2 separate regions of the Homo sapiens genome follow, and region 1 is linked to region 2. The links are chromatin contacts, found by Hi-C or POLR2A ChIA-PET in ENCODE. All regions are on one chromosome and are shown on one strand. Each heading gives the region's core, a stretch centred on a gene start or an enhancer-like site at or near the end of the contact. The rest is flanking DNA. Distances are from core to core; before and after follow the strand shown. Region 1 has its middle 17 kb from the start of SMCHD1. Region 2 holds the start of YES1 (YES proto-oncogene 1, Src family tyrosine kinase).

Region 1 (6,818 bases), core at 3,757-6,256, 1.8 Mb before region 2:
AGAAAAGAAACCGAAACTGTGGTTTGTGAGCCTAGAGAAGCACTCAGAGGAGGGGTGTGTTATAATATTTTTATTTGCAGAGCATTAAAGAGGCAACATGGTGTTAGGGACAAGTAAATTGATCTGGGAGTGAGGACTTGTGCTCCCAGGTGCCAAACCTAATCCCTTTCTAGCTAGCTATGCAACAAAGGGCAATTCAATGAGCACTGAACACAAGATTAAAAAGACAGATTAAAAATAAAAAAAAAAACAGGCAAAAAACAGAAATAACTGTGACACTTTATTAGAAGTATTCATTCATTGGCCGGGCACAGTGGCTCACACCTGTAATCCCAGCACTTTGGGAGGCTGAGGTGGGTGGACCACGAGGTCAGAAGTTCAAGACCAGCCTGGCCAACGTGGTGAAACCCCATCTTTACTAAAAATACAAAAATTAGCCAGGTGTGGTGGCAGGTGCCTGTAATCCCAGCTACTCAGGAGGCTGAGGCAGAGAATTGCTTGAACCCGGGAGACAGAGGTTGCAGTGAGCCGAGATCGTGCCACTGCACTCCAGCCTGGGTAACAGAACAAGACTCTGTATTAAAAAAAAAAAAAAGTGAGCAGAGGTAGGAATCACAGATGACTCCCAAGTTTAGGGTTTAGGTCACTGGGTAGATGATGATGCTTTCATTGAGCTGGGGGAGAGAAGTGCTATTACTGCAATAGAAGGGATTCCCAAGAGCACAGTACAAAGGCTTGGAAGAGAGTGCCACAGAGATCCTCAGGAGACTTCCGCATTTAGAAGAGGAAAGAGATTCTCATAATGAAAATAATAAGTATATAAGGTAATGCATATGGTAATTAGCTTGATTTACCCACTCCAGTAGGGTATGTATATATATTTTGAAACATCCTGTTGTACACAGTAAATATATACAATTTTTATTTGTCAGTTTAAAAATATGTATTATTTTAAAAAGCCTAATTCTACTCTGAAAATTAAAAACAGAAGAAAAAGAGACCAGGAAAGAGAAACTTAACTTGCTGTCAGTATAAGGGTGTCAGACTTCTTTCTGATGAAGCCAGAAAGAGTGGCTCAGCAAATTGAAAACACAAGTATTCAAATGGAAAGAAAGACAAAATTATCAGGGCACTAAATTTATATCAGCCTGTTGAAGGTGAGGAAAAAAGCCACTTACTCATACAGGTATCATATATGCAAAAATCATTCATGTTGGCCAGGCATGGTGGCTCACAACTGTAAACCCAGCACTTTGGAAGGCTAAAATGGGTGGATCACTTGAGCCTAGGAGTTCAAGACCAGCCTGGGCAACATGGCAAAACCCCTTCTCTATAACCCAGTACAAACGTTAGCCAGGTATGGTGGCACACACCTGTAGTCTCAGCTACTGAGATGACAGGATCGCTTGAGCCCAGGAGGTCGAGGCTGCAGTGAGCCATGATTGTGCCACCGCACTCCAGCCTAAGTGACAGAGTGAGACCCTGTCTCCAAAAAATTAAAAAAAAAAAAAGAAAAAGATCATTCATATCAGCATAGCAAAAGTCAGGGACAGCATTATTTAGAGAATCCAGGCTCACTGCAAATTTTTTAGAGTTTATTATTTTGGAGACCAGAACCAGTCAGGATGACCCTATTCTTTTAAGTTTTTCTTGAGAATGTGAAGTGGTTTGATTTTGTTCCTATCTATAGTATGTGATGTGCTTAATCATACTGGAAGCAGAACAAAGCGTGAGTTTTGCTTCTATAGGAGATTAGCAATGGCATAAGGCATATGGAGGGAAGGAAAAGAGAGAGGGAAGGAGGGACTGACCATACAGAGACATAGAGTAGGGTGTGCATGGCACGCATGTGTGACAAAGAGCAAGTATAAATTATTATTGGGGCTCCTGTGTGTCTGTGTCATCACTCAGGTGTCCAGGCCTCATTAGGCCACACAGCAGACTGATCAGCAATTCCCAACCTTTCATTTGGGTTCCACATGAAATACTGATGAGGAGTCTTTGTAGAACTTGGAGAAGGTAGAACTGAAACTCAAGGGAGATCCTACTAAAATGGTTACAGGAGGTATTGTCTAGTTCAAAGAAGGTCACTTTCGTAAGGATTTAACGGTAGTCCAAGATGAAAACCTCAGGCTTCATCTGTTGTCAAATAATACATAAGGTATTTCTAGGCTTCTCCAGAGAGAAAGAGTCAAAGTCTGCAGGAAATCGCTAGCTCCTGCAATATCAATCAAATTAAAACTATACAATTGGCAATAGATGGGGAATTTACACATGTTACACATGGGCTCTGTAGAATAGCTAGACTTTGAAGCCCCGATCTTCCCTTTGGGGTCCCTTTCTATTGCTATCACTGCCAGCTCCTTTTTGGTAAATCCTATTACTTTTTTTTTTGTGGTTGGGAGAGGATCTCACTCTGTCGCCCAGGCTGGAGTATAGCGGTGCAATCACAGCTCACTGCAGCCTCCACCTCCCTGAGCTCAGGAGATTCTCTCACCTCAGCCTCCCTAGTAGCCGGAACTACAGGTGCCCACCACTATGCCTGGCTAATTTTTGTATTTTTTGTAGAGACAGGATTTTGCCATGTTGCCCAGGCTAATCTCGAACTCCTGACCTCAGGTCAGGAGGCCGATGCATTTGCCTCGGCTTCCCAAAGTGCTGGGATTACAGGACTGAGCCACCACGCCCGGCCACTATCACCTTTTATGAACATACGTCCCCACCTTAATTCCTGGCAGCATAGTAGAGACTTTGCTGGTGTTCAGACTATAGTATGTGTAAGAATAACCTGTACTGTGTGTTTAAAATACAAATTCCTAGGTTCCACACCCAGATATTAATATTTTGAATCAGTCAAATATGAGACTGAGAATGTATATTTTTAACAACTTTCATGTGGTTCTGACAGAGATAGTTCAAACACCACATTTTGAGAAACACTGAACCAAATGGGACAAAAAAGGTGATGGATATAGAAAAGAATATATTGAAGCCAATCTGAAAAGGCTACATACTGAATGATGTCAAGTATATGACATTTCTGGAAAAGGCAAAACTATGGAGACAGGAAAATGATCAGTGGTTGCCCAAGGGCTGCGAAGAGGAGGGATGGGCAGGCAAAACACAGAGGATTTTTAGGGCAGTTAAATTATTCTGTCTGATACCATAGTGGTGAATACATGTCACTTATACATTTGTCCAAACCCAAAGAATGTGCAACATGAAGAGTGAACCCTTATGTAAACTACGGACATTCCGTGGTTATGATGTATCTGCATAGATTCCCTCATTGTAACACATGCTGCTCTCTGGTGGGCAATGTTGAAAACCAGGGAGCTGGCATGTGTGGGGGCAGGAGGTACCTTTCTTTCCATTTTGCTGTGAACCTAAAACTGTTCTAAAAACATAGTCTCTCGCTCTCTGTTTTTTTTTTTTTAGACGGAGTCTCGCTCTGTCGCCCAGGCTGGAGTGCAGTGGCTCCATCTCGGCTCACTGCAAGCTCCGCCTCCCGGGTTCACGCCATTCTCCTGCCTCAGCCTCCGGAGTAGCTGGGACTACAGGCGCCCGCCACCACGCCCGGCTAATTTTTGTATTTTTAGTAGAGACGGGGTTTCACCGTGTTAGCCAGGATGGTCTTTATCTCCTGACCTCGTGATCCACCTGCCTCGGCCTCCCAAAGTGCTGGGATTACAGGTGTGAGCCACCACGCCCGGGCTAAATTTCTGTTTCTTATCTAAGTTTCACTTTCTTTAGAGAGAAATAATCTCTTCTCTAAAACTATATTACTCATCCTCCCCTTACAAGGCAATTGGCCGGTTCTAGAGTTAGAATGCAGCATCCCCACACAAGATACACAGATCCTATAGCACACAGGTCATTAGCCATCCATAACCATATCAATTATGAAAAATAAGGACACTTTTTGTCACATTCCTCAAAATGTGTATTTTTCAGTTCTAAATATCCCTATTAATAGTTAATTTAAGTCCGGGCACGATGGCTCACGCCTGTAATCTCAGCACTTCGGGAGGCTGAGGCGGGCAGATCACTTGAGGTCAGGAGTTTGAGACCAGTCTGGCCAACATGGCGAAACCCTGTCTCAACTAAAAATACAAAAATTAGGTGGGCGTGGTGGCACGCACCCGTAATGCCAGCTACTCGGGAGGCTGAGGCAGGAGAATCACTTGAACTGGGGAAGTGGAGGTTGCAGTGAGCTGAGATTGTGCCATTGCACTCCAGCCTGGGCGACAGAGGGAGACTCCTGGCAAAAAAAAAAAAAAAAAAAAAGGTTAATTCAAGCTGACACTTGCCAAGCCTGGGTCAGTTCCTCCTCACAGAATGTACTCTGGCTTGACGTGAATCTGACTTCTATAATTGCCCCCTGCTGTCCTGTGGTACATAACTCTTGATACTTCTGAGATGTGATTTAGAAAATGAATACTTCTCCAAAGGAAACAATAAATTTGCAGAGATAAAACTGCCTAAATCATGCTGAATATGTTGCACAAGGAGAACCAAGCCCTCCCCATTCCCAATCATATGTATAGGAAATGTAGACTTTTTCAAGGCAGTCAGCAGGAACAAAATATGCGCAAAGACTCTGTTTTCATGTTTTTGTACTTTAGTTTTGTATTAGATATTTCCTGCTTCTACAGCTGTTGGGTGTGTCCCTCCTCCTGTTCCGGTGATGTAAACCTAAAAAAAAAAAAAAAAAAAAAAGAAAGCTTCTCAAAAAAGAATAAAGAAGTAAACACACACACACACACACACACACACACACACACACAAACACTGAACATTTTAGATTCCCTGTTATGTCAACCCTTTTCATTTTAGAGAATGTTTTTGCCTCACATGTGCAAAACTAAATCTATCCAACCTTGTTGCTTTTTCAGAAGAAAAGGAAGTATACACTTGTGTATTGTCTCCAGCTTTGCTAGCCTAAGAGAAACTAACTGCTTGTAACTCAAAGCCAAATCCTCAAGGTGTTCTAGCTCAAAGCCAACCACAACAGGAAGGGGAAGTACACAATATCTTACACTTTATATAATTTTGCTGTTCTCTCCTCACGTCCCTACGTCTCTCACACATCTCTAAATCTTCTTACAGGGCACAGCATCCTTGGAAATGCAGGAAACAGCTTCTGGATATCTGATGCAGGGCTCCCCTTAGATTTTTCACAGCGGCCGAGCAGCCTCCTATCTCCATACAAGTCGAAGTCCCCATTTTCCTCTGCTGTGGTTGAAATTTTCACAGAGTGCTCCTCTGGAACTACAGTCCTACTGAGCCTTTTCTATGGCCTTCTATGCAGTTACTTTCCCCAAACAGGACCCTTAATTCTAATCAGAGCTTGAGAAACTCTGCCAGCAGTCAGACTGTGATAAACAATGTTTTCGACAGGACACAGAAAGGCCAACAGAACAATGTTTCTAACCAAACATAATTAATGCTGTACCGTAGTTGGAAAAAAAAAGACTAACCATTCCTTCTTAGAATCACCGAACAAAGGCCAAACCCTATAAAAAGCCCCTCCCTGGCTGGGCACGGTGGCTCACGCCTGTTATCTCAGCACTTTGGGAGGCCAAGGCGGGCAGATCACTTGAGGTCAGGAGTTTGAGACCAGCCTGACCACATGGTGAAATCCTGTCACTACGAAAAATACAAAAATTAGCTGGGCGTGGTGGCATGCACCTGTAATCCCAGCTACTCGGGAGGCTGAGGCAGGAGAATTGTTTGAACCTGGGAGGCGGAGGTTGCAGTGAACTGAGATCACGCCACTGCACTCCAGACTGGGCAACAGAGGGACTCCGTCTCGGGAAAAAAAAAAAAAAAGCCCCTCCTTGCTCCATGTTTCTGAGATATCCCATGACCAGTTCCTCCTCACTACAGCAAGTACAGTCATGCAACTATTTTCTGTAGGTAAGACCTGTGGTCTTTTCTTTGGTTGGTGAGCTTTAACTGGCTTTTATTATCTCTGGGTGGCATTTTCAATTCTCAGAGTGATTGTCCCATAGAATTGAAGTCTCCTAACCCTCCCTTCCCCTAGAAGCCGCATTCTAATCAGGGCTTGAGAAACTCTGCCAGCAGTTAGGCTGTGATAAACAATGTTTTCAACAGGACACAGAAAGGCCAACAGAACAATGTTTCTAACCAAACATAATTAATGCTAAACTATAGTATAGCATCCCCTGCCCCACCACACCACACCCTTGCTTACTATACCTACTTGATGGAACTCCCCAAGTTCCTTCTCTTTGCCCCAGGATAGAGGTTGCCTTAAGGAAAGACATCAGGATAATGCTGTTCTTGGCTCCCGGTTACCCAGTGACTCCTTCCTTTCCATGCACAGATTGAGAGCATCCACTGCCGGGCGACTTTTTTGTCTGTCCTACTCGTCACCCTCCATCAGGGGATTTTGGTGGAAGTGCCAGCCTTTCCCAGCCCTTTCCAGGCCTCTACAGCCAGTTCTGTTTCTAGCCTGACTCAGTTCCACATCTTTCCTCCCTCTCCTGAAAATGGACAATTTTGAGTAACCAACTGTTTGACTTCTCCATATCTCTCTTCCAGGATGTGAGGCATGAAGATGCGGGTGTGAGAGTAGATCTAAAATTCATTTTCAAGGATCCAAATAACTTGGCCCTTGACCCTCCTGGTGCCTAGAAAACCAACTCTCTCCAATAGACCTACTCTCATCTTCCCTACTCCAAAGCTGTCAGATACCTAGGGAATCCGTTTTACAACCATTTCATTGGTCTCCCAGCATTTTGATGGAATTTTGCATTGTTTATCTTTGTGAACAATATACTTCTCTTAAGTGC
Region 2 (6,250 bases), core at 560-3,059:
TAAAACTCCATATAGAACATCTTCAAAGCCACCTTACCCCTTAAACTGGGGCAAACTACTATTTCATTTCATTATTATTTTTTAAAATATATTTTACTAAATAGATAGGAGGTCTCCCATGTTGCCCAGGCTGGTCTCCAACTCCTAGACTCAAGTGATCCTCCTGTCTTGGACTCCCAGAATGCTGGGGTTACACGTGTGAGCCACTGTGCCCGGCCTATTTTAGAGGTGATTTTTGAGACTGAGTGTTTAGGAAGACGAAATTATCTCTATTTAGTGAAGAAAGGCAACAGCTCAAGGAATTTTCTATTTTAATAAAAGCTGAATATAGACCTACATAAAATTTTAAAGCCCTGAGACAGTCAATGACAAATGAAGTTTTAGTAGCTAAGAAAATACAGCATCGTTCCACATTATGTGTCTCTTTAACGCCTACGCCTACCTTTCGTTCATTTAGTGAGCTGAAGAAAAAAATGTTCAAACCCTTATATGCATTTCCTTAAGTTCCTAGAATACCGGAATACTGACACATATGATTGCACTATTTCCTATCCGTCGAAGATGATTCTGAATTTCACTAAAAACCGCAAAGGAAACCAATAGTCACAAAATAATTCTGATAACCCCACCAAAGAGGAAATAAAGAGAGGAAGTTACTCTAAAAGTCTGATAGGGCAAAAGTGACTGCAGCAGAAGGGCCTCAAGGTTCAGTCCATGAGGACCTTGATTAACCTTCATCTTTACGCCCCCACCCCATCCTTCCGGGTCCTCCCCCTTCTTCAACGACTGGCTTTACAAGGCTCATAGGAAAGGTGCGTGTATTCAGACGGACACGATTCCAGCTGTGGCTCCTCCACTTTCAGGGTCGCTGTTTCCACAGTTGACAAGCAGGAGAACCATACTTGTTGCACTTCCCTCACTGGGCTGCCGCCAGCATCATATAGAAAAACGCTGTCCCAACATAAGCCAAAGCCACCATGACTGGGATAGTCGCCAAACAGAACTCAGCTTCGGTTCCCCTCCCGGCAAGGCTGGTTCGACCTACAGTCAACAGGAAGCTCCTGGGGGCAGGGACAGGATCCCTGCCTCGGAAGGAGGCAAGACGTGAACGTTTTTTGGACGGCGATCAGGATGGTGATGAGGGTGTGAGTAACGCCCCCGGCTCACGCGGTTGGGCTTGAGATTTTACTACCAACGACAAAGGGTGCGGAAGCGTAGCGCTGAGAAGCAAACAGCCAACCAAAAAAACTCAACCCCGTCCTCCCCCACAAAAGCAAGCCCCAAAGCCCTGGCCACTACTGAGAGCTGGGCCAAGGAACAGAGAAAGGCAGAGGGGCAGAATCGGAGCGCTCCATTCAATCTCCGCGGCAGCCGAGCGTCGGTGGGTTCGCGGGTGGGAAGGGACGCCGCGGGCCTGCTCTCCGGGCAGGGAAGCACCTCCTCCTCACGCCCCCTCGGCCTGCACCGCCCCCGGGAATCCGCCCCGGACCCCGCCGCCATGTTGGGTCGGGAGAAGTGACACGGACCGGTCGCCTATCCTGACCACAGCAAAGCGGCCCGGAGCCCGCGGAGGGGACCTGACGGGGGCGTAGGCGCCGGAAGGCTGGGGGCCCCGGAGCCGGGCCGGCGTGGCCCGAGTTCCGGTGAGCGGACGGCGGCGCGCGCAGGTACCCGCAGCCCCCGCCCCCGCTAGAAGTCAGGGGGCGGGGCCGGGGGGGGGGGGCGGAGGAGGTGGAGAGTGAGGCCGAGGCGTGGGGAGCCCGGGAACTCCCTCCTCCTGAAGTAACGCGTCCCGGGCCGGCTCTGCCGTCGTTGCTGCCGCCGGGCGCCCCGGGACGAGGAGGTGGAGGAGGGAGAGGGCCCGCGGGCCTCGCCTCCGCCCTCCGCCACCTCGAGCTGCGGTAGCAGCGACTCATGAGAGCGCGGCCGGAGGACAGGTAAGGACCCGGTGGGGCCCCGCGGGCGGAGGGTTCCACCTCTGCCCGGACAGGGCTAGGCCCCAGCGCCCGGAGCCGCCGCCGCCGCCGCCGCCGCGGTTCCCCGCCCCCGCGGGCCCGAGTCGGGAAGTTGGGAAGAAACTTCTCCCCTCCCCCGGATCGCCCGGCGGGCTTGTCTCGTTCCCCGCGCTACCTGCTCGCCCCTGACTCGGTCTCTGCCCTGTCCAGACCTGCCGGGTCCCGCCCAAGTCCGACCTGAGGTTCCAGGGGCGTGGGGACACTCCCCACCCCTTGTCTTTGGGGTCGTGTGGACCGCCCGGCGACGGGGAGGAGAGGTTTATTTTTGCCCCTACGGCCGAAGTAGGGGCGAGGGAAGCGGCCCCTTTGGGTCCTAAAGGCTGGGGGTCTGTGTATCGGCCGACGCCGGTAGCAGCTGTGCGGGGAGAGGAGCGGGTGTGTGGGGCGAGTGGATGAGCCTTTCTGGCTTTACTTGGTTTGATTGAAAACCGCAACATGTTTAAAGTTTTCCTTTGTTTTGGGTTGGGGGTTGGGAAATTTACCATTCAGCGTCCACTTTTACGGAATCATGCCACTCCGCCTCCCGTTGCGTTCGGTTCCCTGTCCACATGTGTTAAAGAAAATTGTCTTAAAGTGTGTTTTTCTTCTTGATAATTGCTTCCAGCTTTCACTTTATTGGGCATGGGGCAGAGCTGTTTTAAGAAGCTCTTTGAAAATCAAGTCTGGTGTAGGGACTTTAGTTTTTGTTTTGTAATGAGTAGGACTTAACAGTTCGGATTTGGTTGAATCATTTTCTGCATAATTAATTGATACAGGCGTGGAATAACATACTGTATAATTATAAATTACTAAAGGAAATAATGAAAGTCTTTGGTGGAAGCACAATTTTATGTCCATTTATTATGTATATACGTTCCACGGGTGTGTGTTTTCACAGTCGATTTCACATGATATGATTATAGTATCTTCATGTATTATAACTGTAAGATTACAGTGCCAAAGATACCTTGATAATTTTAAATATTTAAACCATCCTGTTACACTTCTAAAGTTAAATTACGCACTAAGGAAAGTATTACTAAATGTATACACGTGACTGTGCATTTAAGGAAAAGTGCATGGTAAATCTAATATCTTAACTATCACAGTGCTTGGCACACGGTGGACAGGAAGCATTTTGAATGGTCAGGTAATAAAGGAGTATCTTGTATTAGCCAAGGATCTTGTATGCATCACTTACGATGTTCATATATTGTACAGTAAGAAAGTTTTACTTTAGCAAATAATATATATGGTTTTTTGGTTTTTGTTTGTTTGCTTATAAGTGTGAGACCCCTGCCACAATTGACATGTAAGGAAAGGAAGTTAAATTGTATTTTTATTTTTGGACATTAGCTAAAAGTCGGTGGAGATTTTAAATGCTGGTTGACAATTCAGAGGGTCCTACATTTGAAAAAGACAATTGCCTTTGATCTGAAAACAAAACAGTTTATATCCATGTTTCCAGGATAAAAGATAAAAGGGCTCTTAAAATATATACTCTGTTGTAACCACTGTAATGTTATAATGGCTTTAATTTCGTAGTTAGGTTTTGCTGACTTCATAAACCACAAAATTGATTCCTTTCTGTTCATCTGAAAGTGAAATTACAGCTTTGACCTGTCTTCCTGGGTTAGGTGGAATTTGTCTTGTGGTCGAAGTATAATATTAATACATGGGCTGTTTTTGTGTGTGTGTTTTAGTTCAGGAAATTCACAAGCTGAAAAATTAATGTCTATGCAAGTAAAATTTCTTCATGGTATGTATTGATAAAAGAATAAATGTGCTAAAAGACTAGAAGTAAACCTGTATAAGTGAAATATTACCAACCGATGGTGTAAGACTTACTTATTCAAAGTTGAAATTTGCATCATGTTAGACAGTAAATGATTTACTACTATGGCTAGTTTTTCTTTACAAAATCAGTGTAGACATCGTTTATTCTATTAGCATTATAGTAAGAAAGAAGACTAATGCCAAAACAATTTTTTAAGTGATGCTAAGCGCTGGGGTCACCCAAACTTGGGTAATTAAAAAAAAAAAAAAACCTGCAAGGAAATTCTGTGAACGTAAAAATAGAAGCATAGAATACCTGTGGTTCTATGAAGGGAAATATATGGGAAGAGGGAGGAGATTGTGATAGGGACCTGGCTTCTGAAGTGGTGACAAAGTTCTTTTAACCTGGTAGGAGTTACCAAGGGTATTGGTCTTAGTGTAATTCATTAAGCCCTACGTTTGTGTGCAGAATCTGTTTCTATGTTTTATTTTACATGAATTTGTTGTTGTTTTTTTAAGGAATCCAGTGTGTAATGTCTATATAAGGTGCTTGGTTTAAGAACATAACTTGGTGGCTGACTTTCGAACACTACCTAGGCTATCCTTTGCAAATAGGATTAGATTTATTAAATCATAATTGTCATATACCAGCTGTATGTATAACTACTTTGAACACGTCAGGCTGGGCACGGTGGCTCACACCTGTAATCCCAGCACTTTAGGAGGCAGAGGGAAGGGGATCACTTGAGGCCAGCAGTTTGAGACCAGCCTGGCCAACGTGGTGAAACCCCATCTCTACTAAAAAGTACAAAAATTATCTGGGTGTGGTGGCGCGCCCCTGTAATCCCAGCTACCTGGGAGGCTGAGGCACGAGAATCGCTTGAACCCGGGAGACAGAGATTGCGGTGAGCTAAGATAGTGCCAGTGCATTGCAGCCTGGGCAACAGAGTGAGACTGTCTCCAAAAAAAAAAGTCAAATACTCCGAAATGTACAATAATTAGAGAATTTTTGGGAAAAAATTTCTAAATAAAGTTCTAGTTCGTTTTCTTTAATAACTTAATTGTTTTAATATTTTCACAGAAGACACAGGTTTTACAAAATTAAAATCCGCTTCGGCTTGTATGTTGTAAATAACCAATAGAAGATAATCAAAATGTTTATTGAACGAATGGATACTGTTCTGTCATCAAATACTCTGTTTTTCTGAAAATTACATAACATGACAATTAAAACTCAAAACTCAATTACGGCATCAAGATCCTAAGTTTTGACTTTTATCTATTTTCGGTTTTCTAGAACAGTAATTCTTTAGATCAGTAATTTCAGCCTTAGTTTTTCTATTCTTAAGAATGCCATGAAATCTCAGCATAAAATAAGTTTTTGTTTAAAGTTTATGAAGATTCACAGCACCTGAAGGATGAATATGTTTTGGTTCAAAAGGCAAATGACAATATGGTGTTGGAGTTTCAGAAATGCAGAGAATCATTGGGTCATGCTATTTTATTTGCTTTATGTAATGGCTTGCTATTTTAGTGGTTGATATTGTGGCTTTGCATTGTTGTAGAGTTGAAGAAGAGATCTCATCTGTGCCAAATTTTTATATCACAGGAACTTTCAGTCATGTTATAAAGGTGATGTTTGTGGTGCACGCTTTGTTGTGTGAATATTTACAGGAAGTTTTAGTAAGATCTTCCATTGTTTAGAACCCTACATGGCTTAGGTCACCTTCAGTTCACATTTAAACAGTTTTATAATATAAGTCCTATAGCGAGGCACAACTGCTTTTCTTTAAAGGAAATAATCTGTTTCTATTAAAGTGTCTTGTCTTATTGGTAGTTCGTGTATGGCTATGGTAGGGTATGTATTATCTCTTTTCTTCCTCTCAGCTGCTCCAGTGCCACAATTAGGCTGAGTATTGCTCAGCTGCAGCTGCTGGGTGATTACTAACCATCCAGCTCCTGTCTAAACTCAGAGGCAGATTTAGCAAAAGGAGCTATAGTAACAGTAGAGGGTGAAAGAGAAGAGCCAGTGCTGCCGCCAATATCGTTTTCACATGTCTGTATGCCAAGGAATCGTTGGCTGCAGCAGCACTACTGTTGTCTTGGAACTAGCAGACTTGATGGCAATATATCCTGGTCTGCGTTGGGTTTACCTTTAAGATCTGAAAGCCCACTCCAGGAAAGACAGAGAATCCTGTAATTTTAGAGTATAGAATAATGTACTGTTGAGGTACTAATGGACTGAGTTACAAGCCTCTGTGCCTCAACTCCTTTTCCCCCCCAAATCTAGGGTAGCAATGCCCTTCAGTTTCTCTTGTTCAAATGTACAGTAAGCTGTGAGACTGCAGGTTCCTTGAAGCATTATACTTCATTTCACTTTAAGCTGTGATTCTTAGAATTGCTTCTTTTATTGTTGTTTAGGGGAGGGGAGTAGAATTGCTGGCATATAGGTTCTTTGGACTCTACTTTCTCCTAGGAAG

What was found. A loop is a pair of places that touch in the nucleus more often than their neighbours do. ChIA-PET counts read pairs that join two places held with the same protein, here RNA polymerase II (POLR2A). Pooled maps may share reads with other maps.
Region 1: a loop to region 2 is called in a map of naive thymus-derived CD4-positive, alpha-beta T cell, with 25 times the contacts of the local background. The contact joins the enhancer-like site here to the promoter of YES1 in region 2. A Hi-C loop is called at or near these places in 2 of 168 maps with a recorded cell type or tissue (both naive thymus-derived CD4-positive, alpha-beta T cell), 7 of 37 single-sample maps with no recorded cell type and 10 of 50 pooled maps. POLR2A ChIA-PET finds 5 or more read pairs at or near these places in 1 of 52 experiments (activated T-cell).

The regions. Positions count from the first base shown.
Region 1 is chr18:2,635,004-2,641,821 of GRCh38, reverse strand. No RefSeq gene overlaps it. Among named protein-coding and RNA genes, the nearest start is that of SMCHD1, 17 kb to the left of the region's middle. RefSeq lists enhancers at 1-90, 4,487-4,536, 5,127-5,306. Within about 2 kb of position 5,006, at least 15 of the 41 ENCODE cell types and tissues checked have a DNase peak (open chromatin) inside an H3K27ac peak, as active enhancers do.
Region 2 is chr18:807,801-814,050 of GRCh38, reverse strand. YES1 (YES proto-oncogene 1, Src family tyrosine kinase) reads left to right here and starts at 1,809. Exons shown (of 12, transcript NM_005433.4): 1 at 1,809-1,937. RefSeq lists enhancers at 607-1,148, 1,149-1,691 and silencers at 1,423-1,932, 1,983-2,042, 2,113-2,202.